Regions from separate parts of the Homo sapiens genome. Here region 2 is linked to region 1. A link is a contact called in ENCODE Hi-C or POLR2A ChIA-PET data. All regions are on one chromosome and are shown on one strand. The core of a region is the stretch at or near the end of the contact, and the rest is flanking DNA. Distances in the headings are between cores, read along the strand shown.

Evidence for each region. A loop is a pair of places that touch in the nucleus more often than their neighbours do. ChIA-PET counts read pairs that join two places held with the same protein, here RNA polymerase II (POLR2A). Pooled maps may share reads with other maps.
Region 2: a loop to region 1 is called in a pooled map, with 4 times the contacts of the local background. The contact joins the promoter of KDM1A here to the enhancer-like site in region 1. A Hi-C loop is called at or near these places in 1 of 168 maps with a recorded cell type or tissue (CD8-positive, alpha-beta T cell) and 2 of 50 pooled maps. POLR2A ChIA-PET finds 5 or more read pairs at or near these places in 1 of 52 experiments (GM12878).

The regions. Positions count from the first base shown.
Region 1 is chr1:21,330,214-21,337,409 of GRCh38, forward strand. It overlaps a transcript of ECE1 not described here. Among named protein-coding and RNA genes, the nearest start is that of ECE1-AS1, 41 kb to the left of the region's middle. RefSeq lists an enhancer at 4,163-4,382. Within about 2 kb of position 4,643, at least 39 of the 41 ENCODE cell types and tissues checked have a DNase peak (open chromatin) inside an H3K27ac peak, as active enhancers do; they include CD8-positive, alpha-beta T cell and GM12878, where a contact is called at or near this core.
Region 2 is chr1:23,016,854-23,024,049 of GRCh38, forward strand. KDM1A (lysine demethylase 1A) reads left to right here and starts at 2,615. Exons shown (of 21, transcript NM_001009999.3): 1 at 2,615-3,094. The coding sequence starts at 2,744. RefSeq lists enhancers at 2,419-3,106, 3,107-3,792 and a silencer at 2,862-2,931.

The DNA of each region.
Region 1 (7,196 bases), core at 3,393-5,892:
ACTCGCCAAATACTTTTTTTTTTTTTTTTTTTTTTTTTTTGAGACAGAGTCTCCCTCTGCCACCCAGGCTGGAGTGCAGTGGCATGATCTCCACTCACTGCAACCTCTGCCTCCCGGGTTCAAGTGATTCTCAGCCTCCTGAGTAGCTGGGACCAAAGGCACGTGCCACCATGCCCAGCTAATTGTTTCGTATTTTTTGTAGAGATGGGGTTTTGTCATGTTGCCCAGACTGGTCTCGAACTCCTGGCCTCAAGTGACCCACCCATCGCAGCCTCCCAAAGTTCTGGGATTACAGGTGTGAGCTACCGCCCCTAGCTGACCTCACCAAATACTATTCAGCAATTTACCTGCTAATTTATCTATCTCTCCCACAGGCCTGGGAGCTCCTGGAAGGCACAGACACTGCCATGCCTGGCACAGGAAACGTACTCAGCAAATGTTGCTTCAGTTTGAATGCCAACTTTTTCAGCCTTCTGAGTTTCCTTTCTCTCCCCATTAAATGCTTCCTAGGCTAATCCTTCTTCCTCCCCCTGACTCAGGTCCTTTCCTTTCTGGGTCTTAAACTTCCACACCCCCTTCCTTGAAGGTCCCTATCCGCTCACCCCTGAGCTGATGCTGAACACAGGCTGTACAGGAAGACCTAAGATTAATTTCTTCCCTTTGCTGGCTGCAAAGGACTCTCATGGAAGGTGAGGCACTCAGAGTCCATGAGACTGGCTGATCATAAGGACTACGACCAGCTGGGTAGAAGTCAGTTATGGAGGAAGCACAAGTTGGATTCAGCCAGGGGTGGTGGTTCACGCCTGTCATCCCAAACTTTGGGGGTCCGAGGCAGGACGATCGCTTGAGCCCGAAGTTTGAGACCAGCCTAGGCAACATAGCAAACCCTGTCTCTACAAAAAAATTAGGCCAGGCACGGTGGCTCATGCCTGTAATCCCAGCACTTTGGGAGGCCGAGGCGGGTGGATCACTTGAGGTCAGGAGATCGAGACGACCCTGGCCAACATGGTGAAACCCCATCTCTACTAAAAATCCAAAAATTAGCCGGGCGTGGTGGTGCAGCGCCTGTAGTCCCAGCTACTCAGGAGGCTGAGGCAGAGGAATCGCTTGAACCCAGGAGGTGACAATTGCAATGAGCCGAGATCATGCCACTGCACTCCAGACTGGCGACAGAGTGAGACTCTGTCTCAAAAAAATTAAAAAATTAAAAAATAAAAACTTAGCCGGGTATGGTGGTGCACGCTTGTAGTCTCAGTTACTCGAGAGGCTGAGGTGGGAGGATCGCTTGAGTCTGGGAGGTTGAGGTTGCAGTGAGCCATGATGCACGATGGTGCCATTGCATTCCAGCCAGGGTGACAGGCAGAGTGAGACTTCGCTAAAAAAAAGAAAAAAAAAAGCATAGACTCTGTAGCCAAAACTGCCCAGGTTCCACTCTAGCTCTGCCAATTACTGACTGAGAGGAGAGATACATTACCTCTCTGTCCCTCAGTTTTCCCACCTACAAAACAGGAATAACAATAATAAGTACCTCACAGGGTTGATGTGAAGATTAAGTAAATTTATAACATAAAATATTTAGTGCTGTACCTGGCACACAGCAAACACTCAAGAAACGCTATTATTATTACTGCTAAGACTAGTAAAACACCGCGGGCAGGAAAGAATGGAGGATTACTGAATAAAGCCCTAATGCAGACAGAAGTTACTACTATGTCACTCCCACAAGGAAACATCAAACATCACCACTCCCAGGAGCCTCCTCAGAAGCAACCTGCCAGCCCTGGGCTGGTCATTCTCTGATAGTATCAGGGCCGTTTTGTCCCACTTTCCTCCGTGGACTTGAGCTCACTAAGGGCAGCCTTACTGCACCCTCCCCCACCCCATCCTCAGCACCCAGTGGTGTGCAGCAGGGTTGTGGGAAATATCTGCCAGACAGACATGCTTAAGATGTGGCCCGAGTCCCTTCCCCTTTCTGGAGAGGCCTGCTTCACTGGGAAGGCAACTCTCCAATGCCATAGTACAAACCCCTAGAGAGCCTGCATCCCTTCCAGTCCCATCCCTGCCAGACACTGGGAACGCAGAGGTGAAAAGGCAGGGGCTCTGCTCCATCAGAACCCTGCCTAGTAATAAATCAGGTGACATTTATTAGGCACTTAGTGTACTGCAGGCACTGATCCTGGCACTTTACAAGAATCTCGTCGCTTATTTAAACAACTCTCTAAGCTTGGCACTATCCTTATTCCCATTTTACTTATGCAGAAATAGAGGCTAAGAATTAAGTACTTTGCCTGAGGCTGCTCCAGTAAATGGCAGAGCTGGGATTCAAACCCAGGCAGGCTGGGCCAGAGCTTGAACTCTTGATCTGTGTTAGTCCAGGGGGAGGGGGGAGGAGGGGGGGAGAGAGATAGGAGAGAGAGGGGAGGGAAGGGGAGGGGAGGAAACAGGAGGAGAGCGGAGGAGACAGGAGGAGAGGGGAGGAGAGGGGAGAGGAGGTGAGGGAGGGGAGGGGAGGGGAGGGGAGGGGAGGGGAGGGGAGGGGAGGGGGAGAAAGATTTCAGTCCAAGGTGACCCTGAGAGAAGTCAGTCAGGCGAGGAGTTAGAGGGAAGGGGGCTGCGGGAACACAGGATGGGGGTGGGGTGGGCGGATGGTGAAGTAAGTTTCTAAGAACAGCTATGGAAAGAGAAACAATTGGGACATGTGTCAACACTGTTACAATATTAGTGCCATCCAATTCTTGGAGTCTAGCACCAGATATGCACCATGCATGCTCTGAGTGCTGCTCCTCTCACTGAATATTTGCAGTCTTCCTGGGAGGGACTTATCCTCACTTCACAGATGGGAAATCCAAGGCTCAGAGAGGAAGACACGCCTGCTAAAAGTCCTTGGTGACAATTCAATGGCAGATCCAGGGTTCAAGCTCAAGTTGATCCCATGGCCCTTGGTCTTAACCACTAGGTCACACTGAACAAACAGGTATTGGTGGTGCGTGGTAGGGATCTGATGCAGAAGGTGGGGGGAGCTGCCCAGTTTTTCACCCGGGACCTGCACTTAGTGCCTCCGCCTCCCCCACCCCTATTTGGGCTGAAGGCAGACAGCACAGCTCCAGCCCACCAGAGCCGTGGGGGGGGCGGGGGGGTGGGTGGGTAGTAGTGTGGCCTGGCTAAGGAGTCTCTCAAATATAGTGGGGAAATAAAATAAGTAGCAGAGAGATGGGCCAACCATGGCCCATTCTCATCTTCCCTCCCTAACCGCGTTCATCAGAAAACAGCATATGTGAGGGCCAGCACGCAGCCATTCTTTCCGGTGCTTCAGGAGGTTAGGATGACAGAGCCACGGGCTGGGCGCAGTGGCTCACGCCCATAATCCCAACTTCTTTGGGAGGCCGAGGCAGGCAAATTACTTGAGGTCAGGAGTTCGAGACCAGCCTGGCCAACATGGTGAAACCCCGTCTCTACTAAAAAATACAAAAGTTAGCCAGGCATGGTGGCACCTGCCTGTAATCCCAACTACTTGGGAGGCTGAGGCAGGAGAATTGCTTAAACCCAGGAGGTGGAGGTTGTAGTGAGCTGAGATCGTGCCACTGCACTCCAATCTGGGCAACAGAGCGAGACTCCGTCTCAAAAAAAAAAAAATGACGGAGCCACAAAGGTAATAACAGCTCCCACCTCCCAAGGGCCAACTCCGTGCACCGTCCTGTGAGCTTTACAACCTGTCATAAATTATCAACCACTTTTCACAACACCACTATGAGAAAGGTGCTACCATCATCCCATTTCATAGAGGAGAAAACCGAGGCTCAGAGATGGTCACTCACCAAAGGTCACCCAGCTGGGACTAAGTGACAGAGCTGGGACTACAACCCACATCTGTCTGGCTCCAAAACCTCCATACCTCCATCTTATCTAGAAAGAGTGCTGGATGAGGAGTCTAGAATCAGGGTCTAAGTCCTGCCTCTAACCTGCTGTATAGCCTCAGGTAAGTCTCTTTCCCTTTGTGAGCCTTGGTCTGCCCTATGAGGAAGTTGGCCTAGATGACCTCCAAGTCCCACCTCCTGTGACTCTGTGAGCTCTCATGCCCTCCTCTCTCTGGCTCCCAGCCACCACACCGGAAGCCCAACAGGATGCCGAGTAACCACCCACTGAACACTCAGGGGCGAAGGAAGATGAAGTGCCGCTTTCTCATGGCCATCTTCCACCAGACCAGCCCAGGAAACAAGGAACCACAAAGCCACAGGATTCCCTCCAGCGTGGCCGTGTGAACAGCAGCCCTGGAGCAGAGGGGCTGGGCATCCCCTTGCGGCCATCACTTCCTATGCCCTCACTTCTCGGCAGGGTGTGCGGAAGCGAGGGAGGCAGGCTCCAGCTCAATGCCCTCTGGCTCTGTTTCTCTGGGTCCCCAGGGGCTGGGACGGTGGGAACTGGTCACTCTGGGAGAATCCCAAGCCCACCCCGGAAGGCTGAGTTGAAGTGGAGGTTCAGACAGGTCTGTCTGGCTCCACAGGTAACTTTTGCCCACTGTGCTCTGCTGCCAGCAAGGTCTCGAAGCATCTGGGATGCCTGGCTACCTCTCTCCCATCCCTGAAGTAGCAGCCAAAATCCCAGATCCTGCAGAAACCTACGCCTCCTCAGCCTCAGGACAGACGAATATCCTGAGGCCCGCGCTCCTGCCTCCCTCCTGCCCCCTACAGTCCATGCTCTACACAGCAGCCAAGGTCTTTCCAAACAGAAACCAAGCCCAGTCGCCCCTCAACGTGGGGTCCTCCAGTGGCTTCCCACCACTATTAGAACGAAATGCTGACCCCTGCCCCACAGACAAGGCTGTCCATGGCTTGCCCCTCCAGGCCCACCTCTCCCTAGCCTTCCCTCCACCCTCCACTGCCTCTGCCCGGCCACACCAGCGTTCACCCCCTACATGTGCCAAACTTGCTGTTCCGGCAGCCGGGAACTCTCATCTCCCCCGCCCCCGTCTTTGCCCGGCTGCCCCCTCCTCAACCTTCATGTCCCAGCTCAGACATCACCTCCTTTCCTGGCCGCTCCTCTAGAGCGGCCCCCTCCCCTCACAGCCACTCTCCACCACATCGCCCTGTTTTGTCTCCTTTCTTCTCTCGGAGCGATCCTTCTGGTGGGTGGCTTTGCCTGTTTGGTCTCCAGCTTCCTCCCCTAGAGTGCAGCTCCTTAGGGGCAGGCATGTGACTGCTCCATTCTCTTCTGTCCCCACAATGAGGCAGGGCCTCCTTGGGTGCTCACAACCCTGAAGATGAGGACGCTGCAGCCCTGAGAGGTGGATTGAGCCGCCCAAAGTCCCAGAGCCAGGGAATAGCAGGGTTCAGACCGAGGGCGACCTGATGCCAAGCCTCAGTGGGTGGGGGGCTCTCACGGCTGGGGGCCTACTCTGGAGGGCTCTCACCCAGGGTGGACAGAGTCGCAGTGAGGCTCTTAGGGCGGGTACCAAGAATGAAGGGCCCACCAGCTTTCCCAAATGGTCCTTCTGCAAGCTACAGGCCAGCTGAGCTCCTGCCTGGGGTGGGTGAGACCCTGGGGGTGAAGAGGCACCAAACACCAGGAGCAAAGGCTCCCAAATGAGGGAGACCACAGACACAGGGAGCTGGGAAGCTTCGACCCACCCAGTGCTTGACGGAAGGGGAAAGTGAGGACTATGGAGGGGAAGGGACTTGCCTGAGGTCACACAGCCAATCAGTGGGTCTCCAGGGAGGGAGGCCCTTCCCTACCCTGCAGAACAGCAGGCGAAGCCCAAAGCCCAGGGTCTGGGCAGAGTGCCAGCCCAGAACTGCCAGGCCCTGGGGGCAGGGGCAGGGCTACAGAGTGAATCTGGGGCATTAAGACAAAGAAAGGACTCAAATTTCTTCCTTCTTTCAAAAAACACTTGAGACAGGCAGTGTCTCATACCTGTAATCCCAGCACCATGGAAGGCTAAGGTGGATGAATCACTTGAGCCCAGGAGTTCAATACCAGCCTTGGCAACTAGTGAGACCTTGTCTCTACAAAAAAATATCAGAAAATTAGCTGGGTGTAGTGGTGCACCTGTGGTACCAGCTACTCAGGAGGCTGAGGTGGGAAGATCACTTGAGCCCATAAGTTCAAGGCTGCAGTGAGCTGTGTTCATGCCACTGTACTCCAGCCTGGGTGACAGAGTGAGAGACCCTGTCTCAAAACCAAAACAACAAAAAACATTCACTGAGGCCGGGCGTGGTGGCTCACACCTGTAATCCCAGCACTTTGGGAGGACGAGGTGGGCAGATCACCTGAGGTCAGGAGTTCGAGACCAGGCTGGCCAACATGGTGAAACCCCGTCTCTACTAAAAATACAAAAAATTAGTCGGCTGTGGCCGGGCGCGGTGGCTCACACCTGTAGTAATCCCAGCACTTTCGGAGGCCGAGGTGGGCGGATCACGAGGTCAGGAGATTGAGACCATCCTGGCTAACACAGTGAAACCCTGTCTCAACTAAAAATACAAAAAATTAGCCAAGCGTGGTGGCGGGCACCTGTAGTCCCAGCTACTCAGGAGGCTGAGGCAGGAGAATGGCGTGAACCCAAAAGGTGGAGCTTGCAGTGAGCCGAGATCGCGCCACTGCACTCCAGCTTGGGCGACAGAGCGAGACTCCAGTGTGGGGGACAAAGCGAGACTCCGTCTAAAAAAAAGAAAAAATTTGCCTGGTGTTGTGGCAAACGCCTGTAATCCCAGCTACTTGGGAGGCTGAGACAGGGGCAGGAGAATCGCTTGAACCCAGGAGACAGAGCTTGCAGTGAGCCGAGACTGCACCATTGCACTCCAGCCTGGGCAACAAGAGTGAAAGTCCATCTCAAAAAAACAACAACAAAAAAAGAAAGTTAAACACACATTGCCCCTCTGACCCAGGAGTTGCACTCCTAAGTATGTGCCCCAAAGAAATGAGTGCTGAGGTCTGCAAAGAGTTACATACGAGAATGTCACAGCAGCCTCAAGCTGGAATCAACCCAAATGTCAGCCACGGACATTTACACGTACATCCACCCAATGCGGCACGACTCAGCCTAAAAAGGAGCAGATGCTGGTACAGGCGACACGGACAAACCTCAAACATTCCTTGCTGTCCAAAGCTGAAGAAAACCAGGCACAAAAGAGCACACATGAATGAATCCACACAGAGAAAGCTCAAAACCAGGCCAAACTAGAGGGCCAGTGGCCACCTGCTGC
Region 2 (7,196 bases), core at 1,365-3,864, 1.7 Mb after region 1:
TGTTGAAGTTAAATCTGTACACATACTGAATCTTTCCCTAGAATGCTTTCCTGAAAGTAGAATTACTTGGTCAAAGGGTATGTATGTTTTTAACATCTAATTTCAAGTTTTATCAAACTATTAAATGTGCAAACAAGTCAGATAGAACTACAGGATTTAAAACAAGCTCCAATCCACTGCCTCACCTCTTTCCACCGTCAAGTTCCAAGCCTTAGAGACAACCAATTCCAACTTTTTTAGCTGTTTCTTCTGTATTTACCTTGATATTTCTAAATAGTATGCTTATATTATTTTTTGATTTCTCAATTTTGACATTATGTATTTTATATATATATATATATATATATATATATATATATATATATATATATATATATATATATATACTTTTTTTGAGACGGAGTCTCGCTCTGTCGCCCAGGCTGGAGTGCAGCGGCGCGATCTCGGCTCACTGCTACCTCCGCCTCCTGGGTTCACGCCATTCTCCTGCCTCGGCCTCCGAGTAGCTGGGACTACAGGCGCCCGCCACCATGCCCGGCCAGTTTTTTTGTATTTTTAGTAGAGACGGGGTTTCACCGTGTTAGCCACGACGGTCTTGATCTCCTGACCTCGTGATCTGCCCGCCTCGGCCTCCCAAAGTGCTGGGATTACAGGCATGAGCCACCGCGCCTGGCCAACATTATGTATTATATTTTTATGGTGAAAAATAATTTAGCTCCCAAGCAGCACCTCCCCCAACAACCTCCCTACTTCCCTAAATCCTTAAAACCTTCTCATCTTTCTCCCCACAAACTTTCTTTTTTCTCCATTCTCTTAATGTAATTCTATCACTTTGGTTAAAACAATATTCACTGCTCGGCGGGGCGCGGTGGCTCACACCTGTAATCCCTGCACTTTGGGAGGCCGAGGTGGGAGGATCACTTGAGGTCAGGAGTTGGAGACAAGCCTAGCCAACATGGCGAAACCCTGTTTCTACTAAAAATACAAAAATTAGCCAGGCATGGTGGCACACGCCTGTAATCCCAGCTACTGGGGAGGCTGAGGCAGGAGAATCGCTTGAACTTGGGAGGCAGAGGTTGCATTGAGTCAAGATTGCACCCCTGCACTCCAGCCTGGGCAACAGAGCAAGACTCTGTCTCAAAAAAAAAAAGAAGAAACAAACAAACAAAAGAACAGAAAAAATAAATAAAACAATATTCACTGCTTACGTTTTTATGGTCATGTTAATACAGTTCACAGCTGAGCCATATGTTGTACTATGATTATATTTTCTTTCTTTTTCTTTTCTCTTTTTTTTTAGAAACGCAGTTTCACTATGTTGCTCAGGCTGGACTTGAATGAACTCCTAGGCTCAAGTGATTCTCCCACCTCAGTCTCTCGAGCAGCTGGTACTACAAGTGCGTGCCACGCCACTCGGATACATTTTCTTTCTTGCATAGCTTTTACTTTTTTTCCTTTCTACATTTGATTGCCTTTTTGTCTGTTTGCTTAGTTTTTTACAAAAAACAACTTTACTGAAGTACTACAGTTACATAAAACATACCTGTTTTACATGGATAGTTCATAGAGTTTTGACAAATATATACACCTATGTAACCATCACCCTAATCAAGATATAAAACATTTCCATCACCCCCAGCAAGTTCTTTCTTGTTCTTTTGCAGTCAACCCCCGACCCCCATCTCAGGCAAGGGCTGATTGGAGCCTATTACTGGAGATTAGTTTTACCAGTTCTTGAACTTCATGTAAATGGAATAATTTTTTGACAATTTCACTTCGAAGAGACAGACTATTAAAAAGACAATTGTTTGTGTAATAAGTACACGCATGCTAAAAGTACACGACCTGTTCCAGTTTTGGGTTAGCAAGGGATTCCTCGAAAAATTAAAAGAATAAACCGCTACTATCATTATTAGAAAGAATTAACCTGGAGTAGAAAGAGGTGTTATGTGGATGGGGATGGGGGACATGAAGGATGGGGGACATGGGGGATGGGGGACATGGGGGATGGGAGAAGCGCAAGACATGGAGTGCGAATGAGGTTGGGGTCCAGCCAGAAGGAAAAGCATGAACAAAGGCTTGGAGACAAGAGCAATTCCGTCTGGACTCAAACCTGGATTTCGTAACTTGTCTCCATTTTACTACCATCGAAACTGCTGTGCTCTCCAAGTTTTTTGCCCAGTCCAAGCAGGGCAATTATGAATAAGTAAGACGCTCTACCAACATATTTCAGTGTTTTCCCCCATTAGACTGTAAGTTCTTTGAAAGCTAGAACTTCATAATGTAACCCTTGTTACGTAGTAGGCAAGCATTAATAAATACTGGTTGAATTAACGAATAATTGGGTGAGTGAATGAACGAACGCACGCATGCAAACCCGAAAGTCCCTGGAGGAAATGGTCACCTTCGGAGGTTTAGTCTGGCCCAGAAGCCCTAAGACCACGGACTGTGCCAGGTCCCACTCCAAACGCCGGGGAGACGCTCTAGGCAAGCTACACGTTCTTTGCTGCGGTGCCACTCTAGCCGCGAGAACGCCGCTCTATGGCTGCGGGGGAGGGGCGGGGCTCGTGGGTGTCTCCGACCCTTTTTGTCCCGGCGCGGCGGGAGCGCGCTTGGCGCGTGCGTACGCGACGGCGGTTGGCGGCGCGCGGGCAGCGTGAAGCGAGGCGAGGCAAGGCTTTTCGGACCCACGGAGCGACAGAGCGAGCGGCCCCTACGGCCGTCGGCGGCCCGGCGGCCCGAGATGTTATCTGGGAAGAAGGCGGCAGCCGCGGCGGCGGCGGCTGCAGCGGCAGCAACCGGGACGGAGGCTGGCCCTGGGACAGCAGGCGGCTCCGAGAACGGGTCTGAGGTGGCCGCGCAGCCCGCGGGCCTGTCGGGCCCAGCCGAGGTCGGGCCGGGGGCGGTGGGGGAGCGCACACCCCGCAAGAAAGAGCCTCCGCGGGCCTCGCCCCCCGGGGGCCTGGCGGAACCGCCGGGGTCCGCAGGGCCTCAGGCCGGCCCTACTGTCGTGCCTGGGTCTGCGACCCCCATGGAAACTGGAATAGCAGAGACTCCGGAGGGGCGTCGGACCAGCCGGCGCAAGCGGGCGAAGGTAAGGCTCGACCCTTCCCTCAAACGACACCGCCTGGTGCCGAGCTTCCCCGAGGCTTCTCCGCCCTCCCCCGCCGCCGCCGGGTCTTGGGCCCTGCGACCACTCAGACCTCCCCTTGTATCGCTGCGCACGCCACGTCCCCTCTAGCTGGACGGGTGGGGTGAGAAAGGAAAAGTCTTTGCCGGTGTTGACTGCGGTCTTTGTGCTGGGTCCCGAGCGACGTGGGAAGGGGCATCGATGATTGCTGGGAGGGGTATTTTATTCCTTAGGTCTTTCTTGCACACCTTTTCATTTTCTTGACTGGAAAATGGCTCCCTGACGTGGGGTTACGGTTGGCGTTCTTGGAGACCTCACTTGTTTGTTCACAGATAGGTCTGGAAGCTGTTGGGCGATATTGATGGCGTTTCAGCTGGGTGCACGAGGGGGCTGTAGGTTGATGCTGAAGAAATCGCCTTAGCCGGGGAGATGAAAAGAAAGGGTCGTTTTTGCTTTTGTTTTTGTTTGAGCAAAACCCTGCTGTGTGGTAGGAGTTCTAGTCTTTTTTTTTTTCTTTTTTAAAATCCTCTCAGCGATCTTTTGGCGCAGAATTTTGCAGATGAGGAAGCTGCTGATTGAGAGAGCAAATAATAGTCAAAATGCAAATATATGGGAAGAAAAGATTTGACTCCAAACAGTATATACAGACAGTGACTGCCTCAAATGTCTGTGTCCTAGATGCTATATTCAGCGTGTCACCAACATTACTTTTTTTTGTTGTTGTTAAATATCAACGGGCAGGTATTGCTAGCCCTATTTTAGGAATGAGTAAACTGAGGCACACAATTTAAGCAACTTGCCTAAAGTCACAAAGCTAAATAAGTGATGGAAGTGGAATGTAATTCCCACATTCATGTTGTTACAGGGTATCATCAGCCCTTGAAACAAAGGACCACATGGGACACTGTGTGCAGGGCACTGGGGCAGTATTAGGGCGCAGACTTTAGACTTGGGCCTTTTCTGGAGATTTAATGGTCGGTCTAGTTGGAAAAAACAACCTGGATATATATGTGCGTGTAGTCAACATTTAAATAAAAATTTGCAGATTATATAATTTATGCCTGAAAAAATTGTCTACATAATTTTTAAGTGGGAATACCAAGTCAGTGTGTATGGGGAGCTTCTTGAGATGAGTATTACCCAGTCTGAGAGCTCTCATATTTATCTGCCTACTTGAGCCAACTCTCTAAAGTATAACCAGTGCTGGATGAAAGACCGTTTTGGAGGCAAGACTTTCTGGAGCTTTTACCAAAGCATGGGTTAGAAAAGCACAGAGGTTGGTGACACCAGCCCTCAGAAATGAAATAAAGGGCAGAAGTCAAGAGTGTTATTTTACGATTTCAATAGACAGGTGGCCAGAAGCCACGTATAAGATGTTTTTAAAAACAGATTTATTGGCTGGGCACAGTGGCTCACTCCTGTAATCCCTGCACTTTGGGAGGCCAAGGCGGGTGGATCACCTGTGGTCAGGAGTTCGAGACCAGCCTGGCCAACATGATGAAACCCCCGTCTCTACTAAAAATACAAAAAATTAGCCGGGCGTGGTGGCGGGCGCCTGTAATCCCAGCTACTCCGGAGGCTGAGTTAGGGAGAATTGCTTGAACCCGGGAGGCAGAGGTTGCAGTGAGCCCAGATCGTGCCACTGCACTTCAGCCTGGGCAACAAGAGCGAAACTGTCTAAAAGCAAACAAAAAAACAGGCTTATTGGGATAATGCATGTATAATAATATTCACCATTTTAAAATGTATGATTCAGTGGTTTTTAGCATATTTACAAGATTGTACAGCCAACACCACAATTGATTTTAGAACCTTTTCATCATCCCCAAAGACATCTGTATCATTAGCAGTCACTCCCCAGTCCTCCCTACCCCCAGTCCCTGGCAACCACTAATCTACTCTTTGTCTATGGATTTGTCTATTCTGAACATTTTATATAAAATCTTATGTAGCCTTTTGTATTTGGCTTTAGCATGTTTTCAGGGTTCATTCACGTTGTAGTGCTTTCATTCAGTACTTGATAACTCTTTATGGCTGAATAATATTCCATTGTATGGATATACCAAATTTGGTTTACCCATTCATCATTTGACGCACATTGGGGTTTGTTTCCAAGTCTTGGCTATTTTACATAATGCTGCTGTGAACATTAATGTACAGTTTATTTTGTGAATATGTTTTCAGTTCTCTTTGGGTGTGGGCCTAGGAATTCCTGGGTTTTATGTTAATTCTAGGTTTTACTTTTGAGGTATAGCCAAACAGTTTCCCATAGCAGCTGCACCATTTTACATTCCCATTAGTAAATATATGAGGGTTCCAGTTTCTCCAATGTTCTTCTTCGTTTTTTTTTTTTTGTTGTTGTTGTTTTTGAGATGGGGTTTCGCTTTTGTTGCCCAGGCTGGAGTGCAGTGGCATGACCTCGGCTCACTGCAACATCCGCCTCCAAGGTTCAAGTGATTCTCCTGCCTCAGCCTCCCGAGTAGCTGGGATTATAGGCATGCACCACCATGCCCGGCTAACTTTGTATTGTGTTTTTAGTAGAGATGGGGTTTCTCCATGTTGGTCAGGCTGTTTCAAACTCCTGACCTCAAGGTGATCTGCCCACCTCGGCCTCCCAAAGTGCTGGGATTACAGGCATGAGCCACTGCGCCTGGCCTTCTTCTTCTTTTTTTTTTTTTTTTTTTTTTTTGCTGAGACAGTCTCTCTCTGTCACCACCCAGGCTGGAGTGCAGTGATGTGATCTCGGCTTACTACAGCCTCCTCCTCCTGGGTTCAAGCGATTCTCCTGCCTTAGCCAGCCGAGTAGCTGGGATTACAGGCACCTGCCACCACCTCTGGCCAGTTTTTGTATTTTTAGTAGAGACAGGGTTTCACCATGTTGGCCAGGATGGTCTTAAACTCCTGGCCTCAAGCCATCCACCCACATCGGCCTCCCAAAGTGCTGGGATTACAGGTGGAGCCACCTTGTTGAGCCTCCATATCCTTCTTGACATTTAATATTGTTTGTCTTTTACTGTAGCCATCCTATTGGGGGTAAAGTGGTATCTCATTGTGGTTTTGATATGCAGTTCCCTAATGACTAATGATGTTGGGCATCTTTTCATGTGTTTATTAGCCATTTTTATATTTTTGTTGAAATGACTATTCAAATCCTTGGCTCATTTTTAAAAATTGAGTTGTCTTCATCATTTTCTAGTAAGAGTTCTTTACATATTCTGGTTACGGAAATTTGTGATTTTGATGAGATCCAATTTATTCTTTTGCTCCCTTTACTTCTGGTGTTATATCTAATAAACCATTGCCTTATCCAATGTCACGAGGATTTACTCCTATGTTTTCTTCTAAGAGTTTTTTAGTTTTAGCTCTTGCATTTATGTCGATGATCTTTTCTCAGTTAATTTTTGTATATGGTGTGAGGTAGGGGTTCAGTTTCATTATTTTGCATGTTGTCCCAGCACAGTTTATTGAAGACTATTCTTTCTCTCAGCGAATAGTTGGCACCCTCATTGATTAACTATAAATCTAAGAGTTTATTTCTGGACTCTCAACTCTATTCCATTGATCTATTATATATTTCCGTCCATTCCAGTACCACACTATCCTGATTACTTTAGTTTCATAATAAATTTTGAAATTAGGAAGTGTTCCTCAACTTTGTTCTTCTTTTGCAAGATTATTTTGGCTGTTCTGAATGCTTTGCATTTCCATATGAATTTTAGGACCAGCTTGTCAGTTTCTGCAAAAAGGGCTGCTGGGATTCTGATTGTGATTGTGTTGAATCTGCAGATTGTAAGTTTGGGGCACACTATTAGATTTTACTGTTATTTTTTAAGCTATCTCCTACAAGAAAGATTTCTTTTTTTAGCTAACTGATTAATTTTTTGGAGGCAGGTTCTCACTCTGTCACCCATGCTGGAGTGCAGTGGCTCAATCATAGCTCACTGCAGCCTCAACCTCCCAGGCTCAAGTGATGCTCTTATCTCAGCCTCCTGAGTAGCTGGGACTACAGCTGTACACAACCATGCCTGGCTAATTTTTTATTTTTTGTAGAAATGGCTTCTCCCTG